2 separate regions of the Homo sapiens genome follow, and region 1 is linked to region 2. Evidence: chromatin contacts called from ENCODE Hi-C or POLR2A ChIA-PET data. All regions are on one chromosome and are shown on one strand. The core of a region is the stretch at or near the end of the contact, and the rest is flanking DNA. Distances in the headings are between cores, read along the strand shown.

What was found. A loop is a pair of places that touch in the nucleus more often than their neighbours do. ChIA-PET counts read pairs that join two places held with the same protein, here RNA polymerase II (POLR2A). Pooled maps may share reads with other maps.
Region 1: a map of CD14-positive monocyte shows a loop between it and region 2 (3-fold over the local background). The contact joins two enhancer-like sites. A Hi-C loop is called at or near these places in 2 of 168 maps with a recorded cell type or tissue (CD14-positive monocyte and Caco-2) and 1 of 50 pooled maps. POLR2A ChIA-PET finds 5 or more read pairs at or near these places in 5 of 52 experiments (B cell, Caco-2, Panc1 and 2 more).

The regions. Positions count from the first base shown.
Region 1 is chr11:78,367,266-78,374,066 of GRCh38, reverse strand. The region is part of intron 1 of GAB2 (GRB2 associated binding protein 2); the gene reads left to right. Among named protein-coding and RNA genes, the nearest start is that of GAB2, 47 kb to the left of the region's middle. RefSeq lists an enhancer at 2,939-3,889. Within about 2 kb of position 3,082, at least 4 of the 41 ENCODE cell types and tissues checked have a DNase peak (open chromatin) inside an H3K27ac peak, as active enhancers do.
Region 2 is chr11:78,556,838-78,563,043 of GRCh38, reverse strand. It overlaps NARS2 (asparaginyl-tRNA synthetase 2, mitochondrial), which reads left to right. Exons shown (of 14, transcript NM_024678.6): 5 at 3,425-3,505. It overlaps NARS2-AS1 (NARS2 antisense RNA 1), which reads right to left. Exons shown (of 4, transcript NR_120566.1): 4 at 4,479-4,780. Among named protein-coding and RNA genes, the nearest start is that of NARS2, 15 kb to the left of the region's middle. Within about 2 kb of position 2,048, at least 3 of the 41 ENCODE cell types and tissues checked have a DNase peak (open chromatin) inside an H3K27ac peak, as active enhancers do.

The DNA of each region.
Region 1 (6,801 bases), core at 1,833-4,332, 190 kb after region 2:
CAAATCCTTGCCAAAAATGGGTCCCATAGAAGGCAACCTGGGATTAGAATGCTTTTCAATGTAAAGTCTCAGGTTTCCAGGGTAAACCATCTTCACTTAGCAGAACTAATTCCTTTAACAAGCATTTGTTGATTCCAACTGTGTGTCGGGTACTGTGCTAGCCTGGAGCAGCAAAGAAGGATAAAAAGAACCTTGTTTTAGAGGAGCTATTAAGTCAGATTCTGTCCCCAAACTGAACAGCTACACAAAGAGGTGATTTCTGTTTGAGGGGTTTGTGTGATCATCTAACAACAAAGGAGCTGGGAACCAAGAAAGTTGGGTCAATAATAACAATGACTACATTAATCCAGTATCATGCCAGGTTCTATTCTAAGCAATTTACATGTATTACTTAAGTATTTGTTTACATTTGCGGAAGTTTTCCTTGTCCCGGGCCCATTCAATGTGTTATTTTTATCTCTACGTTTAGAAACTTTGACCTTTTTTGTTTTGTGGCTTGTCCCTTATTTGATTTAAAAAGTCATTATATGGCCAGGCGTGGTGGCTCACGCCTGTAATCCCAGCACTTTGGGAGGCCAAGGTGGGCAGATCACCTGAGGTCAGTAGTCCAAGACCAGCCTGACCAGCAAGGAGAAACTCCCATCTCTACTAAAATACAAAATTAGCCGGGTGTGGTGATGCATGCCTGTAATCCCAGCTACTCCAGAGGCTGAGGCAGGAGAATCGCTTTAACCCTGAGGCGGAGGTTGCAGTGAGCTGAGATTCCGCCATTGCACTCCAGCCTGGGCAACAAAAGTGAAACTCCATCTCAAAAAAAAAAAAAAAAAAGTCATTATAATCACCTAGTAGCTTTAGATATGACTCTATATATAATGTATAGAACAGAGAAGAGTTGTTTGCTCCATAAACATGTACAATTATTTGTCAAAAGAGAAATACAAGTTATTCATATTAGTATTCACAGTCTTCCCTTTAGTTTCTCACCGACTCAGTGTATCTACCAAGATTCCCTTGGTAATATCTGTCCCTCAGGTAGTCTGCTTGCCCAGTGGTAAGTCTTTCTAGGGTGGAAGGATTCTTTCTTACTGGGTCTTCTTCCAGGACTCTACTTCTTTCTAATAGGCTGAATGGAGCGAAAATGTAAAAATAGGGAAGACACGCTGAATCTTCTTAATAAAGAATTTTTAAGATAAAGGGGAAAGGGGAGAATGCAAATTTGAAACTGGTTTTGAAGGTTGGGAGTGGGGTAGGTTGGTGAATGAGAGACCCTTGAGCAACTATATTATATGAGAGAATTGATTAAGAGATAAAAAGTGTGTTACGATTTTGATTTCTTCTCGTATCCATTGAGGAAAGCATGTAAAGACTGGAATTACTGTTTTTTCACTTTTGATTGTTGGACTTTCTACCCAGGACAGCCACTTAGATTGCTGGGGTTTATTCAGGTTATACATACCATGCCTCTCTATTTTAACTGGCTTTTTGTCCCTTTCCTTGCTCAGCAGTTTTTCTGCAAGTAGCTGATAAATCAGGAATTCTTAAATTCTTTTAAAGGGTTTTTCCTGAAAGATAAGTTTTTTTAGAGAAGTAGAGTGGGCCTAGGGAATAATACCAACCTTAGATGTGGAACCTCTAGGGGCTGGTCAAATGTATTTGGCACACTTACTCTTTACTATGTCATCAACAAGACTTGGATGTCTTTCCTATTTACTGCCTTTGTCGTTGGAGCTACGATTCACATCTGTTCCAGAGGTCATGGAAACTCTTCATCTCTCAGCATTTCTAGTGGGTATCCTTGGCAGGCTTAAAGCAGAGTCAGGAGGGTGAGAGCTCAGAGAGAGGCTAAGGTGAAAGCACTTTGTAAACTTATAGAGGATGGTATTTTGTACAAAGCCTGGCACACAGCAGACATTCAGTAAAAATGCATAGAATTAAAAGAAAAGGAAAAAAAGCAGATACCTTTTACTCATAGCAGTAATCTCTCTTCTGCTCCCCCTACCTTGGTCAGGATAAGAGTGCCTTGTGACATGGATTAACACCATACGAGTAATAGTTTATATTATTTAATCTCATTTCTTAAACTAGCCCTACAAAATATAGTATGATTTTGATTTTATGTTTATGGGAATGAAGGTTTTAGAGGGTCTATGTCACTTGCCCAAATATTACCCTTGTAATAAGAGATGGAACTGGGATTGGAATGTAAATGTGTCTAGCTTCAAAACCTTTTATTTATTTTTTTTCTACCTTTCTGGCCGGTACAGCTGTCAGACTATGTTTAGAAGTCTCATGGGTCCTTCAAGTGACTTTACTAATGGTCTTATGAAAAGCTGTCTCCCCTGAGAATTGGTGTTTGACGTTCTTGGTTCATTCAGCAAATGTGTGCTTAGCCCCAGCTATAAGCATGAACTGTACTAGACAGCAAAGGTGGACACCAAAGAAATAATCCCATCCTCATGGAGCTGCCAGTGTAGTGAGTGATCATAAATATAAACAATGTTGGGCAGAGTGATGTTAGCAGTATAACGTGAGGTTGTCCTGGAGGAACACGGAAGAGGGATTGAATGAGGGAAGGAAAAGAATCAGCCCCTCTTATGTAAGAGGCAGCACTATGTCTGCCAGAGCCTAACATCTCTTTTAGCCACCTTAGCTCATTTAATCTTCACTATAACCATGTAATATCCTGATTATACAGATCAGCAACCTACTTGGCGTTTCACAACAAGGAGCAGATGGATAGGATTTTCAATCTCAGAACTGTCTGGCTGCAAGTCCCTGCCCTTTTCATTAGACTACTGAGTATAGACTAAGTATAGGTTTTTCCTAATGTATGTTTTTTAAATACATGATAGTTAAAGTTCTATTCTGTATACAAGGGTATGCGTTGTGTGAGACTCAGTGTGTCTATCGAGATGCCCTTGGTTCTGTCTGCACCTCAGGCAGTCTGCTTGCTCAGTGGTGAGTCTTCAGATGTTGCTGCTTTTGCCACGTTTTCTAACAGTGCTGGCTGTCTCATCTTCCCTCTGTGAGGGTGGGGCTCTGGTTTGGTCTCTGTTAAGTCCATTGTGGAGAGAACTACAGCAACTCATGTGCCTAAGCCCCATTTGGCCAGACCCTGGCCTCTCCTACCACTTTCAAGTTCAAACGTGGGGTGTGTTCTTCCCCAGTGACTGTCCAGAGTGGCTGGGTAAACACAGCCTGGAAGTAGGGAGTGAGGGCAGTTGACATCACTGACCAGAGCAGTTGGAAGCTGGAGAAGGGAAGGAGCCAGCAGACAAATTGCTTCGTGTCTGCCTGCCTTTCTCCTCCATTTACCCCTTACACACACACACACACACACATACACACACACACGCACACACACATACAATATTAGTAGTTCCATACAACCCATCCTGTAACCTTCTAAATGAGCAGTTGTCTGTGTTTTCATGCTAAGCCGTAGCGGGTTTGTTGATGCATATAGCCTTGGTTTCCTTTCCCTCCTATTCTTTCCTACCAGTCTTTCCCCACTCTCTGCTCTGAGATTGCAACACATGATAAACAGGTAAGCTTTGCTCCAGACTGTTTTCTAGAACCTGGGCACAATAGTAGTCAATAAAAAACATCTTGCCCATCACAGACCCTTGCCCTGTTTGCCCTGTTTTATACCTTGTTATTTTTCACTTAGCATAAATCAGGTAATATTTGAATACTACCATATGATTAATGTGCACCAAAATCCTGTGAGATAAAATAAACCATGAGTGTAGTTCCGTATTTGCATATATAGGTCAATTGTATTTTCTTTTCTTTTTTTTTTTTTTTTTTGAGACGGAGTCTCGCTCTGTCGCCCAGGCTGGAGTGCAGTGGCGGGATCTCAGCTCACTGCAAGCTCCGCCTCCCGGGTTCACGCCATTCTCCTGCCTCAGCCTCCCAAGTAGCTGGGACTACAGGCGCCCGCCACTACGCCCGGCTAATTTTTTGTATTTTTAGTAGAGACGGGGTTTCACCGTTTTAGCCGGGATGGTCTCGATCTCCTGACCTCGTGATCCGCCCGCCTCGGCCTCCCAAAGTGCTGGGATTACAGGCGTGAGCCACCGCGCCCGGCCAGTATTTTCTTTTTTAAAGGAAAGATTATTGCTTTTGTTAAAATGGTACATGTTCGTTATAAATCAAGAAATGCTAAAACAAACAAACAAAAAACCCCACGCCAGATGCCATCATCTGGTGATAACCTTTAGGTGAATAACGTTCTGGGGGCGCTCATGAAGCTCAGCTTTTCTCATTATCTTTATAGTAGTGTCCGAGTATACTACTGTAATTTAACCAACCTGACCAGTTGATAAGCAGTTACAGTATTTTATTTACTTAAAAAATGTGCTGAAATGACCATCCTTATAAATGCCTTTGGATTTTTTAAACTTGTTGGTATGTAAGATATATTTCTCCCCCTGAAAATTTTTATTCAGATACTACCTTGTGACCAACACACCTGTTTTGCAGATGAAAGACTCTGGGCCAAAGCAAAACTAATAGCAAGATAATCTGCCCTTAGGCGACTCTTCTAATGAGAAAGAATGGGAACACAAAACACTGTATAAGGGATGCAAGTTTCACATCCCAGATTTTGGTAACCAAAAGAAACCATAGGCCACACAGCTGATCAGAGGTATATTTGAGCTATTCCATTACATTTTAGATTTTAACTTTGCTACAGTAAGTCATGGCTCAAATACAGTAGAGGCACTGATTGATCATTAAGTTTATATACACTGTAAACTAACCCAGTTAAAAGGCAACAGCACCATATTTTGAAGACAGGGTGACCAAGTTTCTAATGCAATGATTGCCATTGATTAATACAATGAACTGGAGACCAGCAGGGATGATAAATTTTCCTGGCATTGAGAATTACTTATCTGACTTTTTTTTTTTTTTTTTTTGAGACAGGGTCTCTGTCACTCTGTCACCCAGGCTGGAGTGCAGTGGTACAATCATTGCTCACTGCAGCCTTGACCTCCTGGGCTCAAGTGATCCTCCCACCTCAGCCTCCTGAGTAGCTGGGACTACAGGCACATGCCACCATGCCCGTAAATATAAATTTATTTAATAAGTAAATTTATTAATTTTAAACAAATTAAAAAATTTTTTAATTTTTAAAAAATTTGTTTGTAGCGATGGGGTCTCGCTGTGTTTCCCAGGCTGGTCTCAAACTCCTAGCCTCAAGCAATTCTCCCACCTCAGCCTCCCAAAGTGCTGGGGTTATAGGCATGAGCCGCCATGCCTGGACTTATCTGACTTTAAAGATGCTTTTCTGGGGTCTGAAGTTGAAGATTTAAACCTATAGAGTTTATTTTTGCTGTCTTGTCTTTTTTTTTTCAGTTTGTTAACATGCTGTGTAGTTCTGTTACAAACATATGTAGTGAAAGACCAGCTTTTATTAGGGTTAATTGTTCCTTTTCTCATTTGGTATGCACTAGTATTTAGTGAAATTCTTCCTTCGTGTAGTATGCTTTGTTTCTATTTTTATTAAAACATTTGTTTGTATTGTGACTATTTGTGTAGTAATTTATATATTTAATTTGTAGCTTGCTTTTCAGCCATCAGTACTGTATTTCAGTGACTTCTGCACAAACGTGATTTAACTATAGGAAATTTTTTTGTCCAGGATAATTTACATAAAGTCCCTCACTTGAGAATTTCAGGTGACAGAAGTTTACTATATTTCTAAATAGCAAGCCTATTATAGAGTAGATCAGAATTAATCATATTCATGAACAGTATTAATCTGTTGAATAATCAAACCATCAAGGCAGATGCATTGGTTGAGTTGCTGTTCATGGACTTCCTGGTTGAACAAAATGGTCTTGCCATTCTTAGCAAAGAAATACCTCAGCATGTGGCAACTCATGGATGTGGCCAGTAAGTGCTGTGAGAAGTGAACAAAGAATAGAAAATTAAGCACTGACAGCCGGGCGCAGTGGCTCACGCCTGTAATCCCAGCACTTTGGGAGGCCGAGGCGGGCGGATCACGAGGTCAGGAGATTGAGACCATCTTGGCTAACACGGTGAAACCCCGTCTCTACTAAAAATACAAAAAATTAGCCGGGCGCAGTGGCGGGTGCCGGTAGTCCCAGCTACTCGGGAGGCTGAGGCAGGAGAATGGCGTGAATCCGGGAGGCGGAGCTTGCAGTGAGCAGAGATAGCGCCACTGCCTGGGGGGAAGAGCAAGACTCCGTCTCAAAAAAAAAAAAAAAAAAAAAGAAAAAGAAAATTAAGCACTGACATATTCTGAGATGTTTTCTGAAGGAGCTCAGGCTAAATGCTCTCACCTCCTTAATACTGGCTGAGAGGCTGGATCTTCTGCCTGCAGCCCAGTAGCACTTGGTTTATAACACTATATGAAGTGACTGCATCTCTAAGCCAAAAATCATGATACATGTTCTAAGACAGATTATAGACTGGTATCTTTAGCCTGAATTCCATCTATAAAGTGTTTTGCTTGGCCTGCAGTGTTTTAAACACTTTTAATTAGTCGTAGATTGTTAAAAGCTGAGATCTCTTACATAAAATCCGTAAAATGTCCAGCTTCCAGATCTGGGAACACTGGGCCCAAATTTCTGCCTAGCAGCAATTAGCTGGAACTGGGTGGTAGCTTTCCATTTAAGCCAAAGCATATGCTTTCTAGTCTGCTGTATCACATGCACGCACGCACACATACATGCACACACCAGTCACTCATATATGTACCTACCTGACCCTTTACACTTCCAGACCATATGCCCTTCGAAGGCAGGATTTTTGTCTGTTTTGTTCATT
Region 2 (6,206 bases), core at 799-3,298:
TAGGATTAGTTGTTTAAAGAACCCTTTCTGTAGTACTATAAGGCATATTAAGTAATAGTTATATGTTACCTAGTATTTTGTAGTGTTTCTTTGATCTGTTACTTTGGGTTTGCTAAAAGATGTTAAGCCTCCAAATAAAAAATTTTCGTAAGTTTCAGTTTTGTTAATTAAAATATAGAAATGTGGGGGAAAAATGGAAACTTGAACAGTACTTTTAAGACACTTTAAGGATCTAAGGTTATTTCTTGGTTTGAGTATGAAAAATATTTTTTGTATAACCTTGTTTGCTCATAAAACTGACATACTTGTTATGTACTAAAACTTGGCTATTTAGAATCCTCAAGGAATGAGTCATTCAGTAAAGCCAAGTTTCTGAAATAACTGAGGAATTTTCTCTTTAGGCACCAATTTTTTCTAAATTCCAGTGGAAGTGTTCCTAAAATGAATTACTTACTTTCCCCTCTTCCTCAGTGAGCCAGTAGAAAAGATTCTGCTCTTTCTTTCTCAGTGAGTCGAGGTTCTTCCTGTGAGTATCAGGGATTGTTCTTCTCTGTATGGCAGCGTTTTCAAAGCCTGCCACTGACTATGTGAAGTATTTTTGTTGTTGTTGTTTTGAGATGAAGTCTCATACTGTTGTCCGGGCTGGAGTGCAGTGGTGCAGTCATGGCTTACTGCCACCTTAATCCCCCAGGCCCAATTGATCCTCCTACCTCAGCCTCCCAAGTAGCTGGGACTATAGGCATGCACCACTGTGCCTGGCTCGTTTTTTTTAATGTATTTTTTGTAGAGATGGGATCTCACTGTGTTGCCTAAGCTGGTCTTGAACTCCTAGGCCCAAGCAATCCTGCCTGGACCAACCAAAGTGCTAGGGTCCAGATATGAGCCACTGTGCCCCAGCCTATGTGGAGTATTCTTTACCTTTGTGTAGAATGTCTCCAAATTGCTATGCCTTTGAGTTCCTGTGACTGCTGTTTATGTTTTTTGTTTTTTGTTTTTTGTTTTTTGTTTTTTGACAGAGTCTCGCCGTGTCACCCAGGCTAGAGCACAGTGGCGTGATCTCGGCTCACTGCAACCTCTGCCTCAGCCTCCTGAGTATCTGGGACTACAGGTGTGCACTACCACACCGGGCTAATTTTTGTATTTTTTAGTAGAAACTGGGTTTTACCATGTTGGTCAGGCTAGTCTCAAACTCCTGACCTCAGGTGATTCACCCGCCTCAGCCTCCCAAAGTGCTGGGATTACAGGCGTGAGACACTGCTCCTGGCCTCTTTATGGAATTTTAAAATCTGTTCTTGCTGTCACTTTATGTTGTCTATGGCCTGCCTGTGGCTAGCAATTCCTTTCACGTTTCCTTTTTTGTTGATTCTGATTAAATAATAGTTATTTCAGTTTCACGTGAAAGAAAAAGATAATCTATTAGTCTTCTCTTACTGATGTGTATGGGCCGTAATGTATGAACTTTATAATTTTGGGATACTCAGAGCCTTATAAAATATCTGGTTTTAGAATGTGTATTAAAATATTTAAATACTTGGAGGTGATGGGTGGAATCTGAAAAATTGGGTGAAAGTGGTTGCTTTTATTTTTGGCCTCTTTTCTGGCCTTCATGTTTCTACTTAGGAGCCCCTTTGCTGCGGGACAGTATAAATAAGTGACACTGGAAACCTATTTGAGGCACATACTGACAATACTTAACCACTCCTTGCTATTTACTTTCCTTTTATTCTTTTTACTCCCCCACCCGCTTTCACTTTTTTGGACTTTGTTTGCACGGCTGTATTATTCTTCCTTTGTACTCTCTCCTTTATTAGCATTTGGTAACGTTAGGAACTTTGATAAGCCTTGCTAGCAGTTTTAAAGCAGCGAAAGCTGCTGGGCCCTTTTGTAATGTTTAGCATTAGTTAAGTATTAAAAATAATTCCCACTAGGTGTGTGATTTAAAAAAAAATCTCAGTTATTTTCCTAAGATTTACAGTGCTGTTTCTTGTGGCATTTGACCAGTTCTAACTTGGGCAATCATGTTTAGCCGTTAAATTTTCTCCTCCCTCTCCACCTCCCCTTCCCCACCCTCGTTTCCTTTGGATTTTTCACTTCCTTTCTTTGTTTACTGCACTCATGTTCATAGTTGCCTACGTTCATGTGGAAGAAATGTTTCATGTCCATGATTCTTGGCTCCTAGGAGATAAAAATTTTATGCAGTAATGTTATTGATCAGATTTTATTGGTTTTCTATAATGTGCTCTGTGCAGCACCTCTGGGCATGTTGCTGTCAGATTAAGTGTACATTTTAATACTTTCTGAGACTGCTAATTTAGAGCTTGAATATTTAATCAGTCCACATCATAAGGCAAGTTGTTGACTGAATACTTTGTATTATAGCCAGAATACTTGAATTTGAGAAGGATCATATTCGGGAGGTCCCTAGTAATGCATAGAGACAATCTACACTCCACCAAACTTGGCAGAGATATGTATTTAAGAATTTATTGTATTGATTCCAAGACCAAAATTTTGCATTAAGCATGTACTATCCTACATTTCTATTATAAATTCACTTTTCGTTACCTGCAGTCCCACCCTGCAAACATCTACATTGTGTGTAACCTTTTGCTTACATCCATAGTCAAAATGAAAGAAGCATAACCTTGAAGTTGCTGACTAGCAACAGCTTTTGTGGTTCACTAATGGAAATAGTCTCAGACTTTTGTTCGGAAGAGCTCCATTTGGGGACCTCGGTAATGGATGGATTTGCTGCTGCTCAGAATATTCCTTCAGGCAAAGGAAGTACACTGCCTGTGCCATGTGGAGTCCATTGTGCCATCAGTTTAATGACAGAGACCTCCTAAAGATCATTTCTGCCTTTTTTTGCTGTTTGTTTATTCAGTCTCTATTTGTCTACTTTTTCTCCTTTTTTGGTGGTTCATTACAATTGAGGTCATATTTCAAGATAAGTTTATACTGATCGCTTTGTATTCCTCTAGCAACGTGGGCAGCATCATTATGCATTAGCCTATAGTGTGCGTATGTGTTTGTTAAATCACCACCAAAATGTTAGAGAAATGGGAAGAGAATATAGTACTAAAGAGAGAGCATGAAGACCTAGGTTCTAGTCCTGGCTCAGCCACTGACTAATTGTGTAACTTGTGGAAAGTCACTAAATCTGTCTGGGCCTTAACTTCCTTATCTTTGAAATGAAGATGTTGGACTAGTTAATGTCTAAGTGTGTTCCTGAATTAAAATTATTTGTGCCCCTGTGGGTAGTTAAAACACTCAACTGATTTTCAGTAGTCTTAATATTTAGGGGATTAGGGAGGGATTTGATACAGCATCTGCTTAGTGTGCCATTTTAATACTATAAGAGGATGTGTGTTCTTGGAATTGTTGAATGTGCAAATATCCTGAAAACAGTGGTTTTCTTTTTCAGGACAGTGGCTTTGTACATATTCATACTCCAATAATCACATCCAATGACTCTGAGGGAGCTGGAGAACTTTTTCAACTTGAAGTAAGTTTTGCTTCCCATCTTGAGGGGTACATTGCTGTTTAATATTTTTCATTTGAGGGTTTGAAATTTAATAATAGTTTTGTGGACAGAAGACTATGAGCAGCACCTGAAATTGTCAATAAAAATCCTTGAAAAACTTACATAGACAATTCAAACCAGTCTCATTTCCTGTAGTACCAGCAGTCTTATGCTGTGACAGGTAAGAATGAATTTTTTTTTTTTTTTTTTTTTTTTTTTGAGATGGAGTCTCACTCTGTGGCCAGGCTGGAGTGCAGTGGTGTGATCTCGACTCACTGCAACCTCCGCCTCTAGGGTTCAAGCGATTCTCCTGCCTCGGCCTCCCGAGTAGCTGGTACTACAGGTGCCTGCCACCAGGCCCAGCTAATTTTTGTATTTTTAGTAGAGACGGGGTTTCTCTTGGTTAGCCAGGATGGTTTCGATCTCTTGACCTTGTAATCCACCTGCCTTGGCCTACCAGAGTGCTGGGATTACAGGTGTGAGCCACCATGCCTGGCCAAGAGTGAATTTTTAATTTAGCACTCTATTTACTTTTCTTAAGTTACTGTGAATTGCTGAACTAGAGAGATTTGAAGAGGCAAATGAGGATTTTAAGCTCTCTCTTACGCAGATTCAATCCACAGTTAATATTTGTGGACGTAAGTCATATTTTAAAATATAAATAAAAATAGAAGAGTATACATGTGAATATCATTTTCTTTTTCAAAGTCTTTAAAAAATACATTTTTTCATAAGAACTGATTTATATTTTGTTCATCCCATGAAGGCTCTTAAATTTGTCTAGCAATCATTTTTTGAGTTCCTAGTATATGCCAGGCATTGTCAGCCTGCCCTTACTGCAGATATTTTTTAAGTTATCAGTTTTTCTTATTGGAGGCAGTCGAAAGCCTTGCATTTACCAGTTTGATAGCTATTTAAAATCATTAGCCGGTTGTATAATAATGGACAGAGAGAATGGTATGATCATGAGTGGTACTTTGGTACTTCTTTTATTTGTTTACTGATTTCTTTATCTTTAAGATGTCAGGATTCTTGTTTATATATTTGGTTGATTCTATCAAATGACAAAATTTGTATGTAACTGCTTTCTCCGGTTCAGTGCTTTTTGACTCTTAATAATGGTGGTGGTGCTTTATATTATTGAACAAAGTAGTCTCTGGGAGAAGTTGTCCTGATAGGTTGAAGTCATTCAGAATGATAATCAAATGCCGTCTTCATTATACATGACTGGAAGAATTCTTGACGTTGATCAGCATTCTGCAAAAAAGCAGAATAAAAATGCCTTGTTGAACATTTAGAGTGGGGGTATTAGCATCTGTGTATATGAGTTCAAAGAAGGCAGCAGGTGACAAAATAACCATATGTAAATTCTGGAAAACATTCTCTTCTAGGTGTTTATTTTCTCTTTGCACTTTAATTTTCTGCATAGTGAAGCCAAGAATTACTGTAAATACATTTCTAAATCCCTTAGTCTAAACCACTGAATATTCAATAAATGGCTGGGAAAAAAAGGTATAATTTAAAGGAGTCTTTACAAATAAAAAGGAATTGTTAAAGAGACCCAAATGAAACAAGTAAAAAAGTTTTTAATGTGCATAAATAAAGATACATTTGGAGATAACTGCATTGCTACCAGGGAAATCCCATAAGCAGCTCTGAGTGATTGTATATATATAAAATATAAGAGAGATATATATATATAATATAAGATATATATGATATATATACATATTTTATATATATATCTTGACCTCTAAATAACCTAAGACAAATTATCAGATAAGTGTGAATAAATAGGAAGAGGAAAAAAATGTATTTCTGAAGCTAAACAAATGAGAAGTGTACTATGTTCATATTATTTCAGAGCCAGGGAAAGGAATTTGTGGGATTGAATTTGCCCATGCAGAATATCAGAAAGAGAAACTCTTGAATTCATTGATCCTAGGCTCCTACAGTCAGGATCTAGCTCAGGTTTCAGCTGATCTGTGCTATCTGGCTTTTATGCTGTGTCGACCTACTGTCTTTGTTGCTTTCAGAAGTTTGACTACAAAGACTTGTCTTCTGTCCCTGCCAACCCTCTATCCTTTGAAAGCAGAGCTCCTTCTTATCCCACCTCACATACTTCACTTCCAAGATTCATTGTGTTGAATTCCTCCTGGCTGCCTGTAGAAGCATAAGAATTTGAATTTTGGTACCCCTTTTAGGAGGAGGTGGGCTTTCATATTTAAATTCTTGCTTCTCGTAATGGTGCACATTTTTTCTCTGACAGAAATGAAGTGTCATTAAGTACTGCATTTAAAGATAAGAGGGCAGCTTTAAGAGGTCACCTTGAAAAAACACAGTAAGAACATGCACTTCTAATATTCTGTTGAGAAGTGAATGCATGCTCTATCATTTTACTCTTCCTTTCCCTCATCTCCATTTCCTACTTTGATATTTGTTAAGGTTTGGGGACTACTGAATACATTGTAAGAAGTTTCCTTCAAGGCATTTGTTCGTTATTAACGGACATTTGGTGCCATCTGTGTTCAAGATGCTATGCTGTAAAGATGTAGTTGAGGTTCTATCCTGTCAAGCCGGTAAGTTGGCAGGAGTTGATAAGGGAAGGAGCATGCTTTTCATTCACTGTTGATGTTACTTATCCTACAAAATTCCTTGTTTGTACACGTTTTCCTCTTTGTCC